2 separate regions of the Homo sapiens genome follow, and region 2 is linked to region 1. The links are chromatin loops, found by intact Hi-C in ENCODE. Cell type or tissue: CD4-positive, alpha-beta T cell. All regions are shown on one strand. Each heading gives the region's core, and the rest is flanking DNA. Links, peaks and the distances in the headings are about the cores only. Region 1 has its middle 16 kb from the start of MIR4330. Region 2 has its middle 74 kb from the start of PASD1.

The links. A loop is a pair of places that touch in the nucleus more often than their neighbours do. Peaks named below come from ENCODE experiments on the same cell type or tissue, not always from the same donor. Only the 100,000 strongest peaks of a DNase experiment are listed, where the experiment ranks them.
Region 2: a loop joins it to region 1, with 23 times the contacts of the local background. A loop is called at or near these places in 12 of 110 quality-filtered maps.

Annotation. Positions count from the first base shown.
Region 1 is chrX:151,147,945-151,156,873 of GRCh38, reverse strand. No RefSeq gene overlaps it. Among named protein-coding and RNA genes, the nearest start is that of MIR4330, 16 kb to the left of the region's middle. In CD4-positive, alpha-beta T cell, for the core only: CTCF peaks have their summits at 4,845 and 5,045 (motif pointing left); a DNase peak (open chromatin) is centred at 5,013; H3K27me3 peaks cover 190 bases.
Region 2 is chrX:151,485,053-151,493,981 of GRCh38, reverse strand. No RefSeq gene overlaps it. Among named protein-coding and RNA genes, the nearest start is that of PASD1, 74 kb to the left of the region's middle. In CD4-positive, alpha-beta T cell, for the core only: no CTCF peak of the experiment used is centred there; a DNase peak (open chromatin) is centred at 5,081.

The DNA.
Region 1 (8,929 bases), core at 609-8,608:
TTTAGCATCCCATTTGGGGTCCCTCCAGAGGCTGCCCATGCGTGGGGATGATACAGACCCTTTTTCTTAACCAGCTGATACCTTATTTTGCACACTGATAAGTAACTTGCTTCTTTCGCCTACCAAAAAGCCTCTGCCGTCTTCCTTTGGCCATCTGGGAGAAGGCTGTCCCGGGTAGTGCTCCTCAGCAGCACCTTAGGGGACAGTCTCTGAAGTCGTACTGTATGGGTTCAAATCCTGGTTCTACCACTTACCAGCTGCATGATTCTAGGCAATTGCTTAACCTCTCTCCTCCCAGCTGGCTCATCTGGGAAGTGAGTACCAATCTCACAACTTTCTACAAGGATTAAATAAATTAATGTACACAAAACACTTGGAACAGTGCCTGGTACAGAGAAAATGCTAGATACCTTGGTTTCGTTAACAGGCTTGTGGTATTCCCAACTATGAATGGATCATCATTTATATCTACACGGACATAGACACTGCTTCCAGCTTTTCACTGGTAGTTATCACTTCAGTTAACATCTTTGTGTGTGCCCCCTTGTGTGTGAGTGTCTAGAGGATAAATTCATGGGGATTGAGTTGGTTGTGCCAGTTTTCCCTTTTTCTGTTGCCTCACACCCACACGAACACCAGGTTCCTATAAAATACTTTCAAATTGTAATCAGTAATGCTGTCAACATTGTTGCATATATTGTGGTCTAGTAAGCAGTGTCTGTTCTTCCTTTCTTTTGATAAATACTTGCATTATTTGTTCATAAATATATTTCATGGTTGTTTACGAATGGCAAAGTGACAACTATCTTAGAGTTTCCTCTTTCAGGATGGCTTTTCACAGCTATATAGTGGTTGTTCAAAGGCCATTGTAAGAGCATCTGGGCTGGGCACTGTACTCCTAGCACTTTGGGAGGATGAGGCGGTGGATCACTTGAGGTCAGGAGTTCGAGACCAACCTGGCCAACATGGTGAAATCCTGTCTCTACTAAAAATACAAAAATTAGCCAGGCGTGGTGAGGGGGTGGGGGGCACCCATAATCTCGGCTACTTGGGAGGCAGGAGAATCGCTTGAGCCTGAGGGGCAGAGGTTGCAGTGAACCGAAATCACGCCACTGCACTCCAGCCTGGGTGACAGAGCAAGACTCCATCTCAAAAACAATAAGTAAATAAATAAGAGCATTTGGCCACATCTGGTACTGGAGACATGTAAGCTCAGAGGGCCCTGCTAGTAGACTTTCCTGGCTCAGTATATGTTGGGGTGGAAATTACCTGCACTCCCTTTAGACAAGAAAAGCTGATTCAGAACCTGTCATACTTGGTATTAAGCTAATGGAGCCCACTCTATTTTCAGACAAACCCCAGTGTCTGAACCCTTGGATAATTTGCAGTGGAGTCATATGGACTCAGGGTGGCTTGCCAGGGGTCAGTCAGTACGTCAGAAAAAAATGAGATTGGTGACGTGGAGAGTATTATTAGCATTCAAGTGCTCAGTTCCAGCAGCAGGAGCGTACAGCATGAACAACCAACTTGGCCATTAGTCATCTTGAAATCACCTGAACGGATGACTCTTGATAAGATAGGAAAAAAACAACCATTGTACAACAGAGAAAATATGATTTTTAGGAAGGTAGAGAGGAACTAGTGTTTGGGTTCACTTGTTTGGGGGTTGTTTCTCGCTGTTCCCCTTCCTCTGTGCTAGAAAGAATGGAAAGAAGAAAGTGATAAGTGAATAAATATAGAAAAATACAAAATATTCATAGAATTATGAAATCCTCTTCTCAAAAATAAAAGATTTCAGAAGTCATCCAGGTTAGTCCCTTCTTGTACAAGTGAGACAACTAGGTCTCTGAGAAGGAAAATGATCTGATCCCAGTCACCTGTGCAGGGAATCCAAGCAAGTCAATTACGTTCATTCAGCCCCAAGTCTCTTGCGTGCTCCGGGCCCTATTCTGGGGGTTAGAAACACAGGGAAAAACAAAGCAAGGCCCCAGACAGGCTTCTCTTTAGGTTGGGCAGAGGTCTGAGGTATAGAGAGAATAATGATGCAAGGCAAGGACTGGGAGAAGAGCAGGGAACAGAACAAGAAGCTTATGGGTGGTTAAGTAAAGACCAAAAATGAAGGCTTTAACTGCTGCAGAGTCTGAAGCTCCCACAACAAGATACGCAGGTAGGCTTGGTTCCATTTAACAGACCAGGAAAGTGGGAACCCTCTGGAAGCTGGAATATTCCCACCCAATTGTTGCAGAATGAAATTGTCATTTACCAAAAGTCCAGTAGTTTGCCTCCCTGCCTCAGGCATTGTGGGGGTTCAAAGAGTGATGAAGACACTGCACTTCTGAAAATCACAGGGCAGCAAAAGCCTCAAGAAGCTAAATGATTACATAGAGTCCGTGGAGCTGTGATAAGCGCACGAACACTCCAACTTCTGAGTCCTTTAAGATTTACACACACAAACACACACATCCCACACACACACCAATCAAGCAGGGTGTGCTTAATTATATAAACACAAAAGAGTTGGATGAAATAAGAAAACAGGTGAGTTTTGGATTTTTTATACACTTATCCGATGAAGCCTTACAGCAAAGTTGCAGCGATGAGACGTTTTAAGAGAAAAGATTTCCATCCTTTGTGGAGAGAATATTACATCTGAAGCAGTCCCCAGGGCCGTGTGAATTAGAGACGCTCCTGAATAAGAATGAGAGCTCCATGTTCATGCTGTCTTCCCCCCAGCCTGCCCCCAGCACTCTAATTATAGAGTAGTGGGAAGATTGTCTCTCTTGTTCTCTGAAAATGACTTGCAAACAAGCCAAATCATCTTAACAGGTGAAGCCCCTAGAACTGGTTGCTGCCCTGTGTGTGTGGTGATCAGACTTGCTGGAAGATTTTTCTGACTTGGAAATGAACTGATTTGAAAGTCGTATAAAATGCAACTGTGCTTGCTTATACATTGACTGAATCATCTGTGCTGACGAGAACATAATGACACAGTCACGACTCTCTGAGATGTGTGCCTCTGGCACTCTCCGCAAAAGATGGAACGGACCACTGGGAAAAGACTTCCTTTGAAGCATTTGAAATCCTCTATCCTCCCACCCCCCACCCATTGTAGTCCCGCCCTGTTCTCCAGTAGAAATGTTGTTGCTCCTCCAAATGCAGTCATTCTGTGTGCCAATTATTCCTAACATGGTTTCTATGTTCACATTTTCTCAGGATTAAAAACGTGTCCGAGAAAAGCAGAGGTTTTTAATCCATGGCCACGATCTGTTCAGCAGCAGCAGACCCCCTGAATGCCACATTTCGTGCATCTGCAGTTTTCTGATTCTCAACAGAGTTCACAATTCCCAAATGCTTAAAAGTTCATCTTTAAGTGATCTGAGAAGGTACCTGAGGGACCAGTGGCCTGTTATTTTGGGCAGAAGCCCAGGAGGGGTTAGCAGCCAAGTTTAGTCACACCTGAAAACGTTTGAACAGCCCCCAATCTACATCAGGGCACCCCCAATGATGCAAATGGAAAATAACTGAGCAAATGAGTCCACTAGTTAAACAACAGCACCCCCAGCGTGTAGAACGGCGCAAGCAATGCAAAGAGGAATTCCGCCGCAGGCAGTTAGGATGGATGGCTGGGGATGCTGGAGCCCCGGAAAAGTACTGGTTTCCAGCCAGCACTAGCAGTGATTCACCATGAGGTGACCAATGATGCCTAACTTCTACCAACCTCCCAGCGTATATTCAAGGGCTTTCTGCTGCATATTGGAGTCGGGAGAACTCTAGACCAGAAATCAGAACTCTGGAATTCAAGTACTGGCTCTGCCTTTAACTAGCCCTGTGATTCCGGGCAAATCACTTCACTCCTTAGGGCCTTTATTCTAATGTAAAGCATTGCTTCCAAGCCTTAATGGATATCCCTTAGTTTTCTTATTCTGACATCTATCCACTCCTTTATTTTTTTTTCATGTTTCCATAAATGTTTCTTGAGTCACTAATATATGCCAGTAATTAGGTGCCCAAGACCCTGGTTACCGTCTCCATGCTCATGCTGAATTTATGGATTCAAATTTTTCTCCTTATCCTCTTTCCAGACAGGAGAGGTCTAATTAGGCTAACTCCTTGCATACGAAAAATTCCAAGGCCAGGTGAGGTGGCTCATGCCTGTAATCCTAACACTTGGGGAGGCCAATGTGGGAGGATCACTTGAGTGCAGGAGTTTGAGACCAGCCTGGGTAACATAGTAAGACACTGTCTCTACAAAAGATTAAAAAAAAAAAAATAGCTGGGCATGGTGGCGCACGCCTGTAGTCCCAGCTACTTGGGAAGCTGAAGTAGGAGGATCACTTGAGCCTGGGAAGTTGAGAACACAGTGACAGCACCACTGCACTCCAGCCTAGGTGACAGAGTGAGACCCTGTCTCAAAAAAAAAAAAAAAAAAAAAAAATTCCAGCCCCCATCACTACCCCTGCTCTCCCTGTGCTCTTGCTAGACATTGTCATACCTACCTGCCTCAATATACAAATGAAGAGGCCAAGATCCGGATACAGGTAGAGACTTGTCCCAGGATGATCCAGTGGGTCACTTCTCACAGTTCCTGGGTGCACCCCCAGAGAAGCTTTGAAGCACATGGAATTGTTGGGGAATCCATTTCTCTGATTTTAAATCTGTATAATGGACCTTAGAGAAACTTTCAGCCTGAAGAGGAATACCCAGTGACCCAGACCTCCTTCCTCAGCGACCACTGGCGAAGAGGAAATAAAATAGGTTAGCCCTGGTGCTAGGAGGTATCCCGGGAAGCCAGGCTGAATCATTCTGAGAGTGGGGATAGGAGCGGAAAGAAATTTGGCCTTTGAAATGGATAGGTCTGGTACTGCAGAGATGGGGGAACAGGCCACCTGGGGCCCTGTGGCAGGGCAAGCCCGGGCTGCAACTAAAGAACTAAGATCCAGCAAGATTCCATCTTAGAGCTGGTGCAAACTGAGGCAATCGGTAAGGGAGAGTATGTCATTCTCAGTGAAAGAGCGCCCTCTAGTGTCCGTAAGAGACCTTGGCACCACTGAAGAATTTGGAAAGAATAAGAAGTACACAATCTCAGTAACCAGATGAGACTCAACTTGCTACCTTTCCTTGATTGTAGCCAAATTTTTCCTCCAACACATAGATACTTTCAAGTAATGAAAAGCAATTAGTCATGAGGTGAATTTGTGGATTTCCAGGAATTATAAGCATAGGTCTGAGTCTGAAGCCTGAAGGAGCACAGACAGCACCCATGGGCCAAACCTATGCTCTGGAATATTCTTCATGGTGTAGGTGTCTTGCACACGTGTGCATGTCATTTTTCTTTACAATGTAATTTTTAATATTTTTTTAGAAAATTGATTTATACTTATTTCAAAAAGCTTGGAAAACATAAAAGTAAATCTCTGGCCTTGAAGAAGTAACAGAATCTGGAATTACTCTTCCACCATAAGCAACTGGAAGTTGGATACAACATACGAAAGAACTAATTTTAGGCACTAGACAAGAGGCAACACGCATGGCATCACAGATAAAGAAAGAAATGAGGTAAGCCCAAACCTTGGAGCATGGAGGAGTGACTCAAGCAGAGCAAAGAAGTTTCCCTGAGTTGAAGAATTGGAGATTAAAGTTCAAGGAGGCTGAAGTAGCTAAAATGTGCGGGACAGAGTACCAGAGATGAGGCAACTGCATGGAGAAAGAACTCCAGAAATCTGACATGGGCTCTCCTTAGGTCTTTACTGAGTACTAGAGTGAGCAAAGAACAACTGGGAAGTTTTAAAAGAACTATGCTCAGAACTCACACAAGACTAGCAGACATTCAAACTCTGGCCCAGAGGAGTAAAGAATCCTCAGTAGTTATCTATGTCATTCAATGGAGACCCCAGAGGGATCATACATTAGTAATAAATCTGAGGTATCCCCAGAGAAAAGGCTACTCTGGACCTCCTCCAGCAAAGCTTAAAAACAAAACTTAAAGAGACAAAACAGAGTGACAGACAACTTGCTTCTCTGTCAAAACAAAGTCCCACAGTCTTTGAAGAAGATAAAATCCACTCAATGATGTAACATTGACAGTGTCCAGAATCCAATCAAAAAATTGTCAGATACACTAAGAAGCAATAAAATGTGAGCCAAATGGAACTTCCAGTGCAGAAAAATATAGTACCTGAAATGAAAATTGCACTGGATAGGAGTAACACTAATTAGACTTTACAGAAGAAAAGGTTAGTAAACTTCAAAACATAACAATTAAATCTATATGAAATGAAGATTGAAAATAATAAACAGAATCTCAGTGATCTAGGGGACTCAGAAGGGGGTGCAGAAAAAATATTCAAAGAAATAATGGCCAAAATTTTTCAAAATTTACTGTAAGCTATAAACCCACAGATCAAAAGCTCAACAAACTCCAAGAAGACTAAACATGTAGAAAACCACAAGGCACATAAAAATTAAATTGTTGAAAAGGAATAAAGCTGGAGACATCACACTATGACTTCAAAATACACTACAAAGCTATAGTAACAAAAACTGCATAGTACTGGCATAAAAACAGACACATAGACCAATAGAACAGAACCCAGAAATAAATTCATGTACTTACATCCAACTGATTTTCAACAAAGATGCCAAGAACATTCAATAGGAAAATGATGTCTCTTCAATGAATGGTGCTGAGAAAACTGGCTATCTGTATGCAGAAAAATGAAACTAGACCCCTATATCTCACCACATAAAAAAATCAAAATAGATTAAATACTTAAATGTAAAGCCTGAAACTATGAAACTACCAGAAGAAAACATTGGAGAAATACTTCAGGACATTGGTCTGGGCAAAGATTTTGGGGTAAGACCTCAAAAACACAGGTAACAAAAACAAAAATAAACAAATGGGGCTTAAACTAAAAAAGTTCTGAACAGCAAATGAAAGTAGAGACAACCTGTTGAATGGGATAAAATATTTTCAAAATATGCACCTGATATGGGAATAATAATGTCCAGAAAGTACAAGGAACTCAAATCAACAGGAAACAAACAAACAAACAAACAAGTAATCCATTAAAAAGTGGTCAAAGGACATGAATAGATATTTCTCAGAAGAAGATATACAAATGGACAACAGATATATGAAAAATGCTCAACATCACTAATCATCAGAAGAAATGCGAATCAAAACCGTCATGAGATGTCATCTTACCCCATTCTTAATAGCTACTATTAAAAAGACAAAAAATAACAGACATCGGAGAGAATGTGGAAAAAGGGGAACTTGTATACATTGTTGCTGGGAATGTAAACTAAAACAGCCACTATGGAAAACATTATGAAGGCTTCTCGAAAAATGAAAAATAGAATTACTATTTTGATCCAGCAATCCCACTACTGGGTATTTACCCAAAGGAAAAGAAATTAATATATCAAAGGGATTGCAGCACTATTCACAAGAGCAAAGACATGGAATCAACCTAAATGTCCACTAATGAATAAATGGATAAAGAAAATGTGGTACATATACACAATAGAATACTATTTGGCTATAAAAAGAATGAAATCTTCTCATTTGTAGCATCATGGATGGAACTGGAGGTCATTATCTTAAGTGAAATAACCCAGGGACAATAAGACAAATATCACATCTGGGAGCTAACTTTGATCATATGGAGGTGGAGAGTGGAAAGAGGGATAACAGAGACTGGTAAGGGTGAGTCGGGGGAGAAGGGAGGCTGAAGAAAAGTAGGTGGCTGTGTCCCCACCCAAAATCTCATCTTGAATTTTAATCCACACATGTCAAGGAGGGACCAGGTGGAGGTAATCAGATCATGGAGGAGGTTTCCCCCATGCTGTTCTCGTGATAGTGAGTGAGTCTCACGAGATCTGATGGTTTTATAAGAGTCTGGCCTTACCCCTGCTTGCACTCACTCCATCCTGCTGCCCTGTGAAGAAGGCGCCTGCTTTTCCTTTGCCTTCTGTCATGATTGTAACTTTCCGGAGGCCTCCCCGGCCATGCTGAACTGTGAGTCAATTAAACCTGTTTCCTTTATAAATTACCCAGTGTTGGGTATTTCTTCACAGCGGCATGAGGACAGACTAATACAGTGACAATACTTCATGAAAATGTCGCACCCTAAATTACATCCTAAGTACCCTGACTTGATCACTACACATTATATACATGTAACAAAGTTTCACATTTACTGCATAAACTTATAAAAAAAAAAGAAATCAATTTGATGAAAACCAATGGTAAAGAGAAAAATATATCTATTTAAATCCAGAGGAGAGAAACACTTTATTTGTACAGCAAAGTTAACTCAATTTGGATCTTCAACATAAATGTGAAAGCTAAAACTATAAAACTTCTAGAATAAAATATAGAAGATCATTGTGATGATTGGGTTGGCATAGATTATTTTTATATACAAGACAAAAAACACAAATCATCCAAATAAAAGTGCACTGTACTTTGTTAATATTTTAAAACTTCTGCTTTTTGAAAGATTCCATTGAGCAGGGGGAAGCAAGCCACAGAATGGGGCTAAACATTTGTAATACACATATCTAACAAAGAACTAGAATATATAAAGAATCCTTGTAACTCAATAAAAATAAGATAAACAACAGCGTTTTTTAAATGAGGAAAATATTTGAACAGTCACTCACCAAAATATACATGCAAATGTCCAATTCACGCATGAAAAGCTGGCCAACATAGTCATAAAATAAATTAAAATTAAAGCCTCAAGATGCCATTACCCACCCACTAAAAAAGCTAATTTTTTTAGGTTGATAATATCAAGTATTGGCAAGAATTTAGAGCAACTTGCAACTTTCATGCATTGCTGTTGGGAAAACAAAACCATGCAAACACATCAAAAGCTAAACATACACCTGCCATGCTACTGAGCATTTCCACTTTTAG
Region 2 (8,929 bases), core at 535-8,534, 340 kb before region 1:
ACACCGTCATTAGAATGGCTAAAATTAAAAAGACTGATCACATCATATGCTTACACGGATGTAGAGGAAGTGAAGCTCTCACACCCAATTGATGGGCCCGTAAAATGGCACAGGCACATTGGAAAAATTTGGTAGTTTCTCAGAGTTAAAGACATACATCTATGATATGATTTACCCATTCCACTCCTAAGTATTTATCAAAGAGAAATGAAAGCACGTGTTCACACAAGGGCTTGTATACAAATGTTTATAACAGCTTTATGTGTAATAGTCCAAAACTAAAACATTTACAGATGTCCATTAACAGATGAATGGATAAATAAATTGTGGTATGGTCATACAAACAGCATACAATACTACTCCACAATAAAAAAGCAATAAAAAGGAACACATTATTGATATGTTCCACATGAATTAATCTCAAAATAATTATGCTGAGTGAAAGAAACCAGACCAAAAATTGTACACACTGTATGATTTTATTTACATAATAGTCTAGAAAATGCAAACTAATCGATAGCGACAGAAAGCAGGTAGTGTTTACCTGGGAACTGGGGGTGGGAAGGAGAAGGAGTGAAGGATGACCAAGAGGAACAAGGAAAATTTGAGGAGAAGGATGTGTTCACTATCTTTATTGTGATGATGGTTTCCCGGATGTATAAATGTGTCAAAAATTATCAAACTGTACACTTTAAACATGTGCAGTTTACTGTATGTCAATTATACCTCAACAAAGCTATTAATAATAATAATGAATATAATAATAAATTATAATCTTTGGTCAGACCAGATCCTTCCTTCTAAGTTTAGCCCTAACCAAGGTCCACTGGGGTAAATGGGCTACTGGTCAGGCTGATAATGACCAGAGGAAAACTCTTCCCTTTACTGAGTGCTTACTTTGTCCCTGGCTTAGTGCTGGGTGCTTTCATAGGCATTATCTTATTTAAGGTTCATAGCAAATGTATGTGGAAAGAAAAAGGGTCAGTGACTTACCTAAGGTCGAATAGCTTTTAAAAAGTGAAGAGCTCTTTACCATTCTGCAAAGGCCTTCACTTCTAGTCAATGCCAACAATGCAGTCAGTGTATAAAAAGCAAAGCCGGCCAGGCGCAGTGGCTCACACCTGTAATCCCAGCACTTTGGGAGGCCGAGGTGGGTGAATCACCTGAGGCAGGAGTTTGAGACCAGCCTCGCCAACATGGTGAAACCCCGTCTCTACTAAAAATACAAAAATTAGCCGGGTGCGGTGGCGGGCACCTGTAATCCCAGCTACTCAGGAGGCTGAGGCAAGAGAATTGCTTGAACACAGGAGGCGGAGGCTGCAGTGAGCCAAGATCACACCACTGCACTCCAGCCTGGGTGACAAGGGCGAAACTGTCCAAAAAAAAAAAAAAAAAAAAAAAGCACAGCCTTCTCATATGCCAAGACTTGCTTGGCAGGGCCTAGAGCAGAAAATTTAATTAAGGGCCTGGTTTTGGACATGATTTTCAATATTGTTCACTTCATAACAACACTGGAAAAATTAAGCTACTTTTGTTTTAGTCATTTTGAGAATCTTACCAATTACACCGACATGCACAAACAGCTGATGTAAAGCTATTTGAGTTCTCAAATAGCTACAGAATTTTTTTCACCAGTGCCTAATGAATCTTCCTAAAAATACTTCTTTCCTCTAAATCCTGACCCAGTTCCCTACTGTTCACAAAAGAAATCCCCAAACCGAACATTCATGGAAAACCCAAGCTATGAAGTTAGAGTTATTTCTTACTAGTACCTTCTACTTGGTGAACACATTATAGTTTTCTAAAATCTTCCTTATAATTATCTTTTTATAATTCTCACAAAAGAACAAGAATTAGAATCCCCATTTAGCCACTAATTAAATAAGACTGACAGTAAAAAGTGTTGTAAGGACGTGAAGAATTGCAACCCTCACACACTGAGTGTGGGAATGTAAAATGTTGCAGTTGCTTTGGAAAACAGTTTGGCAGTTCCCCAAAAACTTAAACATAGAATTACCAAATGACCCAGCAATGTCCACACAAAAACGTGTACCTGAATGTTAATAGCAGCATTATTCATAATTGCCAAAAGATGGAAATAACCCAAATACCCATCAATTGGTAAACAGATAAACAAAATGTAGTATATCCATAACATGGAATACTACTTGGCCGTAAAAAGGAATGACATAATATATATTACAACCTAAAAACACTTTGCTAAGTGAAAGAAGCCAGGCACACAGGGTCACATATCGTATAATTCCATTTCTATGAAAAGTCCAGAATAGGCAAATTCACAGAGGCAGAAAGCAGATTAGTGATTGCCAGGAGCTGCAGGGATGGGAGTGGGAATGAGGAGTGACTGCCAATGGATACAGATTTCCTTTTGGATTGATGAAAATATTCTAAAATTGATTGTGGGGATGGTTGCCCAACTGTTAATATACTGTCAACGCTGAATCATATACTTCAAAAGGGTGGGTTTTGTGATATGTGAATTATAACTCAATTTTTAAAAAAGAATCCTCATTTAGCAGATGAAAAAACTGAGAACAGGAGAGGTTAACTGTCCTGCCTAGATTTCCTGCCTCTAGCTTTGTCAACTATTCTGAAACCCAAAATGTTTGGAGAGGACTTAGGTTAAATTCTCCTTTTCTATCCGGGCTGTTTCTTGTCTGTCCCAGAGCTCACCATGCTAATTCTTGAGCACAGACTGTGCTCAGCACTGTATCAGGAACTCGAGATGTATGACTCCACACCTCCTCCCTATGAGATAGGACTATAGTTTTTCTTCTGTCATTTTAAATAAAAGAATCTGAGACTCAAAGAACTTAAGAGACTCACCCAAGGTTACACAATAGTAAGAGGTAAGGAGGCTAGAGTTGAGTCTCCGCTCTTCCACTTCCCCGCCCCCAACACATATTTTTATCCCACTCATCAGAACACCTTTTACCTCTCTTACACATATCCACAGCAGACTCACCTTTCCACGAGACTCACTTGTTTCTCAACTGTAACTGGAGGAACAGACTCCAATGGCATGGTGGAGACACTGGGTAATCAGATGTACAGTCTGATCCCTCAGCACCAGTGGGGGATTGGTTCCAGGATTCCCATAGATACCAAAATCTGGGGATGCTCAAGTACCTAATACAAAACGGCATAGTATTTGCACATAACCTATGCACATCCTTCTGTATACTATTTATTTATTTATTGAGACAAAGTCTCACTCTGTCGCCCAGTCTGGAGTGTACTGGCACTATCTCAGCTCACTGTAACCTCCGCCTCCCAGGTTCAAGTGATTCTCCTGCCTCAGCCACCTTAGTAGCTGAGATTATAAGTGTGCACCACCACACCCAGCTAATTTTTGTATTTTTAGTAGCGACAGGTTTCGCCATGTTGGCCAGGGTGGTCTTGAACTCCTGGCCTCAAATGATCCGCCCGCCTGGGCCTCCCAAAGTGCTGGGATTACAGGCATGAGGCACTGCCTCAGCCCCTCCTGTATATTTTAAATCAAGAATGTCCAACCTGTGGCCCAGGATGGCTTTGAATACAGCCCAACAAAAATTCATAAACTTTCTTAAAACATTGAGGGTTTTTTTTGTGATTTTTATTTTTACCTCAACAGCTATAATTAGTGTTAGTGTATTTTATGTGTGGCCCAAGACAATTCTTCTTCCAAAGTGGCCCAGGGAAGCCAAAAGATTGGACATCCCTGCTTTAAATCATCTGTACATTATTTATAATACCTAATACAATGTAAAGCTATGTAAATAATTGATATATTTTATTATTTTTAAATATGTCAACTTTTTACTTTTTTGAGACAGGGTCTCACTCTGTTGCCCTGGCTGGAGTGCAGTGGTGTAATCACAGACCTTCTAGGCTTAAGGGATCCTCCCACCTCAGCCTCCTGAGTAACTGGGACCACAGGCATGCACCATTATACTCAGCTACTTTATTATTATTATTATTATTATTATTATTATTATTATTTTGTAGAGACAGGGTCTCCCTATATTGCCCAGGCTAATTGCGAACTCCTGAGGTCCTCCTGCCTTGGCATCCTAAAGTGCTGGGATTACAGGCATGATCCATTTTTATTGTTGTATTGTTATTTTTTGTTTTTAAAAATAACCAATCCATAGTTGATTGAATTCATAGATGATACAGAGAGCCCACTGTACTGATTTTTCTAAAAATCAGCCTGATATATTTTAACATTTCCAGTTCCTATGTTGAAACAAAAGGGAGAAAACACTGTTTTCCTTACATTGGATGCACTTCAGAAATGACCGTTCCCAAAACATACTGTTTCCCTGAAGAACAAACTTGCTGTCCCATTTAAAGGACAGCCCTGGCTATCCAGCTGTTTAAGCTGAGAAACTTGGGCATGTATAGAAGCCATGACCCTATGGAGAGTTGGATGCAGGGAAGGTACAGTTTTTCAAAGGCCTCCCAGCAGAGTTCAAGGTGTGGTTAGGGCCAAAGTCCAGTGCATAGGCCCCTGGTGCAAGTGTGCAGGGCGAAGCCTTTTCTGATCCCCATATGTGGAAGTCACCCCTCACTCCTTTGAATCCCGTTCCCTGCCTCCCCAAATGAGACAGACTTCTACTATCATATATGGGATGATTCTGAGTATTTTCCCACATAGTCACCCTTCTCGCCAACCAGACATAAGGTTCTGGAGGGCAGAGCCCATGCCTTGCTGTGGCATGGCATGTACTGTGGCAGACACAATTCCCAGCACACAGTAGGTCTTTATCACATGTGTGAATGCTCACTGGATTTTAGACTAAATAAAAGAGAAACCAGATATTTTTAGCCTTGGAAGAAAAATCTTATCACTTTATAATACTCAATTGAACTTTGCAGAGTTTCCCTTTTATTCTGAAAATACATGAATATATTTCCCAAACTTAATTCTGAGACATGTTGCAGCAATATTTCATGAAAGTTAAGGGAAGCCATGGTATTGGAACAAGGGAGGGGAAATGAGGAACTTTGCTCTGACCTCTCCTTTCAAGGGGTGACTGCTTAAAATGGGAGATGGGTGGCAGCAGAGAGCCACTGCATATGACTAATGAGCACGTGGGAGTCTGGGGAGCTAGTGGGGCATTTTGCCTCTGACATCTGAAGGTTGGCACAAAAAGGCACAGGCCAATGGGAAATTGGTGTGAGGGCATTAGGGTGGGCGGAGGCAGGCTCTCAGCCACTTTGCCCCAGGACAGGGTTAGGGTTGGAGACACTAAAATGCAAGGCAAGTTATGAAGACAAAGGCAAGTCCTGCAGGATGAAGATGAGACCAGAAGCCAAACTAACTAGCAGCAGAACACGCTAAGAGCCTGACCTGAGGTCGCTCCAATTTTCCTAAGTAACAGGGTGAGTCCCAGTATCTGGGAACCAGTGACTTCAACTAGGAGGAGAGGAAGACTGTCCTTCAGGAAGAACAGAACTCAGCACTGTCACTGAGGCCCCTGAGTCTTCACCCAGAGTCATCTTGATTGTGCATTTAATCATCATGACAACCCTGGAATTGAGATGTTATCATCCTTCTTTTACTGAAGCTCAGACAAGTAGAGGAGCCTGTCCATGATTCAGCCCAAGGTCTGTCTGACTGCAAAGCCAAGGCCCATTGGTTCCTCTATATCTCATAAGTAGAGGCTATCATGTGTCAGAGATGTGGAAGGAAGATAGAGACTCACATGGAAGGTTGCTGTAGATAACCTACAAGGTAATCAATCTAAACCAAAGAGTTTTTGAGTCTTTAAAAAGGCAGAGAAGATCACTTGATGGAGGTGCTCAAATCCCAGGGATGGTGGGAGCTAGAAATCAAAGTGCTATACCTGGGGTTCTTGGAGCCTGCCTCCTTTTTAAGGCTAATATGGCAGCACACCATAGACAACACAGAGTGCGCCTGGTACCTTGCTAGTAATACAAGTATTTGTTGAATTCGATGAAAGAAAGTAATAGCACCTGGAGAGGATGTGGAGCAATAGGAACACTTTAACACTGTTGGTGGGACTGTAAACTAGTTCAACCATTGTGGAAGACAGTGTGGCGATTCCTCAAGGATCTAGAACTAGAAATACCATTTGACCCAGCCATCCCATTACTGGGTATATACCCAAAGGATTATAAATCATGCTGCTATAAAGACACATGCACACGTATGTTTATTGCGGCACTATTCACAATAGCAAAGACTTGGAACCAACCCAAATGTCCATCAATGATAGACTGGATTAAGAAAATGTGGCCCATATACACCAGGGAATACTATGCAGCCATAAAAAAGGATGAGTTCATGTCCTTTGTAGGGACATGGATGAAGCTGGAAACCATCATTCTGAGCAAACTATCACAAGGACAAAAAACCAAACACCGCATGTTCTCACTCATAGGTGGGAATTGAACAATGAGAACACTTGGACACTGGGTGGGGAACATCACACACCAGGGTCTGTTGTGGGGTGGGGGGTGCGGGGAGGGATAGCATTAGGAGATATACCTAATGTAAATGACGAGTTAATGGGTGCAGCACACCAACATGGTGCATGTATACATATGTAACAAACCTGCATGTTGTGCACATGTACCCTAGAACTTAAAGTATAATAAAAAATAAATAAATAAAAATAAAGTAATAGCACCAATAGTAATATCACTTTGCATTCATATTGTTCAAAGCAAAAATAAATATCAAGTTGGTTTGAGCCTCAGACCATATCAAGACATACAGAAGGAAAGGAATTTAATTTTTAAAGTAGGTTATAAAGTTCAAAACAGAACAAAGCTCAAGTGAGTTTCCGACATAAAAATAGATAACATTTTAGATTTTGTTCCATAAAAGAATAATCAGATCAATACTTCAGTAAGCAGTTTCAGCTGTACTGACAAAAAATAACCAACACGGATTTCTGAAGTGGCTAGCGTAAATGGACTGTCATCTCTCTTATTGTGTTTGTATCAGGTACCAACTTTCCTTATCATGAAAGTTTTTAAGATGGAGAAGGTGGAATATATTCCCTCATTTTCTCAGTAATTTTATTGATAGTTCTTGAAAGAATAGCATTGATTAAAAGAAAAGATATTAGAGGGGAAGGACAGTTATAAATCTAAACTGTGGATTTGTAATTCCAAAGAAAATGTTCATTTTTCATCACCAAAGTCAACATAATTCCAGGAAATAAAATGTCATTGCTTATTTTTGTACTCAAAATTGCTAATATTACAGGCCAACCTTGACAACTTTGTAGCAACTTGACAACTTTAAAACCTGAGCAGTAACCCAGGTTTTAAAAAGAAAATCATTTCACCTTTACCTCCCCTCTTGAAGCAGATGAGAATCTCACTAAGATCCTGTAAATGTAATAATGTTAGTGCTTAAGAGATAGATGGAGAAGCATGTCTTTGAACAGCAGGGCTAACTCATCAGGCATGAGATTTCTGTTTCCATAAGTTATTCACTTACAGTGAGATTCCCAACTCAACACTCAACCCCACAAAGGAAACTGTCTCTGGTTAGCCAATCAACACAAAGCATCAAAATGGGCCCTTCAAATTGAATAAACCTCACTTCAATAAGGCCCAGGTACGTGAAATCAAACCATCTGGATGAAAGGTAAGTAATTTCTTCTGACATCTGGATGACTTGTCTATGTGCCAAAACTAGATGTTGTTCCAAATCTCGGTGACCAGGCCATGCTCGCTGGGTACCAAGACATGAGGGCATCATATATCGTGTCAAGGCCCACAAAAATAGATCTCTGCTGATGTTAGTGGCGTATTCACCAGATTCTGAGTGCTGGCAATCCAATTTCCAAGCATGCTTTGATGCCTGCATCTTCTTGATTCCTCACTGCCACAACGTGGTAGAGGCATGCATTAAACAGTGAATTCAAGGCACAGGTGGAGAATGAGAAAGTTAAGGCATGCTGCTTTAATACAATACTTTCAAAGATGTTTCTCCGTAGTAACAAATGCAACTGAGGAAATTGAGAAAAGTCCAACATTTTCTTGTTTGGCTTTAATACTGACTAGTCGCAATTGATGCGAAAGTTAATGTATCCAGAGAGAGGAAATGCCAGAGACATTTTAAAAGTATTGATGCCGTGTCAGTCTTTAAGTTTTTAGTATTCTTAAAAACTATAGGATGTGGTTGAGAACAACCGAAATACTGGATAATAACATGAAACAGTGGGAGAGGCCAGGCGCGATGGCTCACACCTGTAATCCCAGCACTTCAGGAGGCCGAGGCGGGCGGATCACAAGGTCAGGAGTTCGAGACCAGCCTGGCCAATATGGTGAAACCCCGTCTCTACTAAAAATATAAAAATTAGCTGGGCGTGATGGCGCGGGCCTGTAGTCCCAGCTACTCGGGAAGCTGAGGCAGAAGAATTGCTTGAACCCAGGAGGCGGAGCTTGCAATGAGCCGAGATCGCGCCACTGCACTCCGGCCTGGGCAACAGATCAAGACTCTGTCTCAAAAAAACAAAAAACAAACAAACAAACAAAAAAACAGTGGGAGAACTGCAACTTAACTATCTTTACTTCATTGCCCAAGGTCTGCTGAAAGAAAATAAAAACATAAATCAATTATCTCTGGATGTAAAAACCAAGACCTAGGAAGGAGAAGAGACTTGCTCAAGTCAGTAGCAGGGCTGGAACTGGAACCCAGACCTTCCTGGGTGCTAACTCAGACCTTTGTAATCCATGCTGCATCCCTAAGTCAGCAAGGAGCAAGCCCTCTTAATAAGGTTGCATTAATTCTAGTGCATATCTCATAAAAATTTATAGAGCTATCAATGTCTGCAATAAAAAGCTCAGCTAGATTTCCATTTAATGAAAATATTAAACACACCGTTTCAGAGAACATTGTTTATTTGCAATATCTCTTCCTGTTAAGCTTGATTTAGTGTTT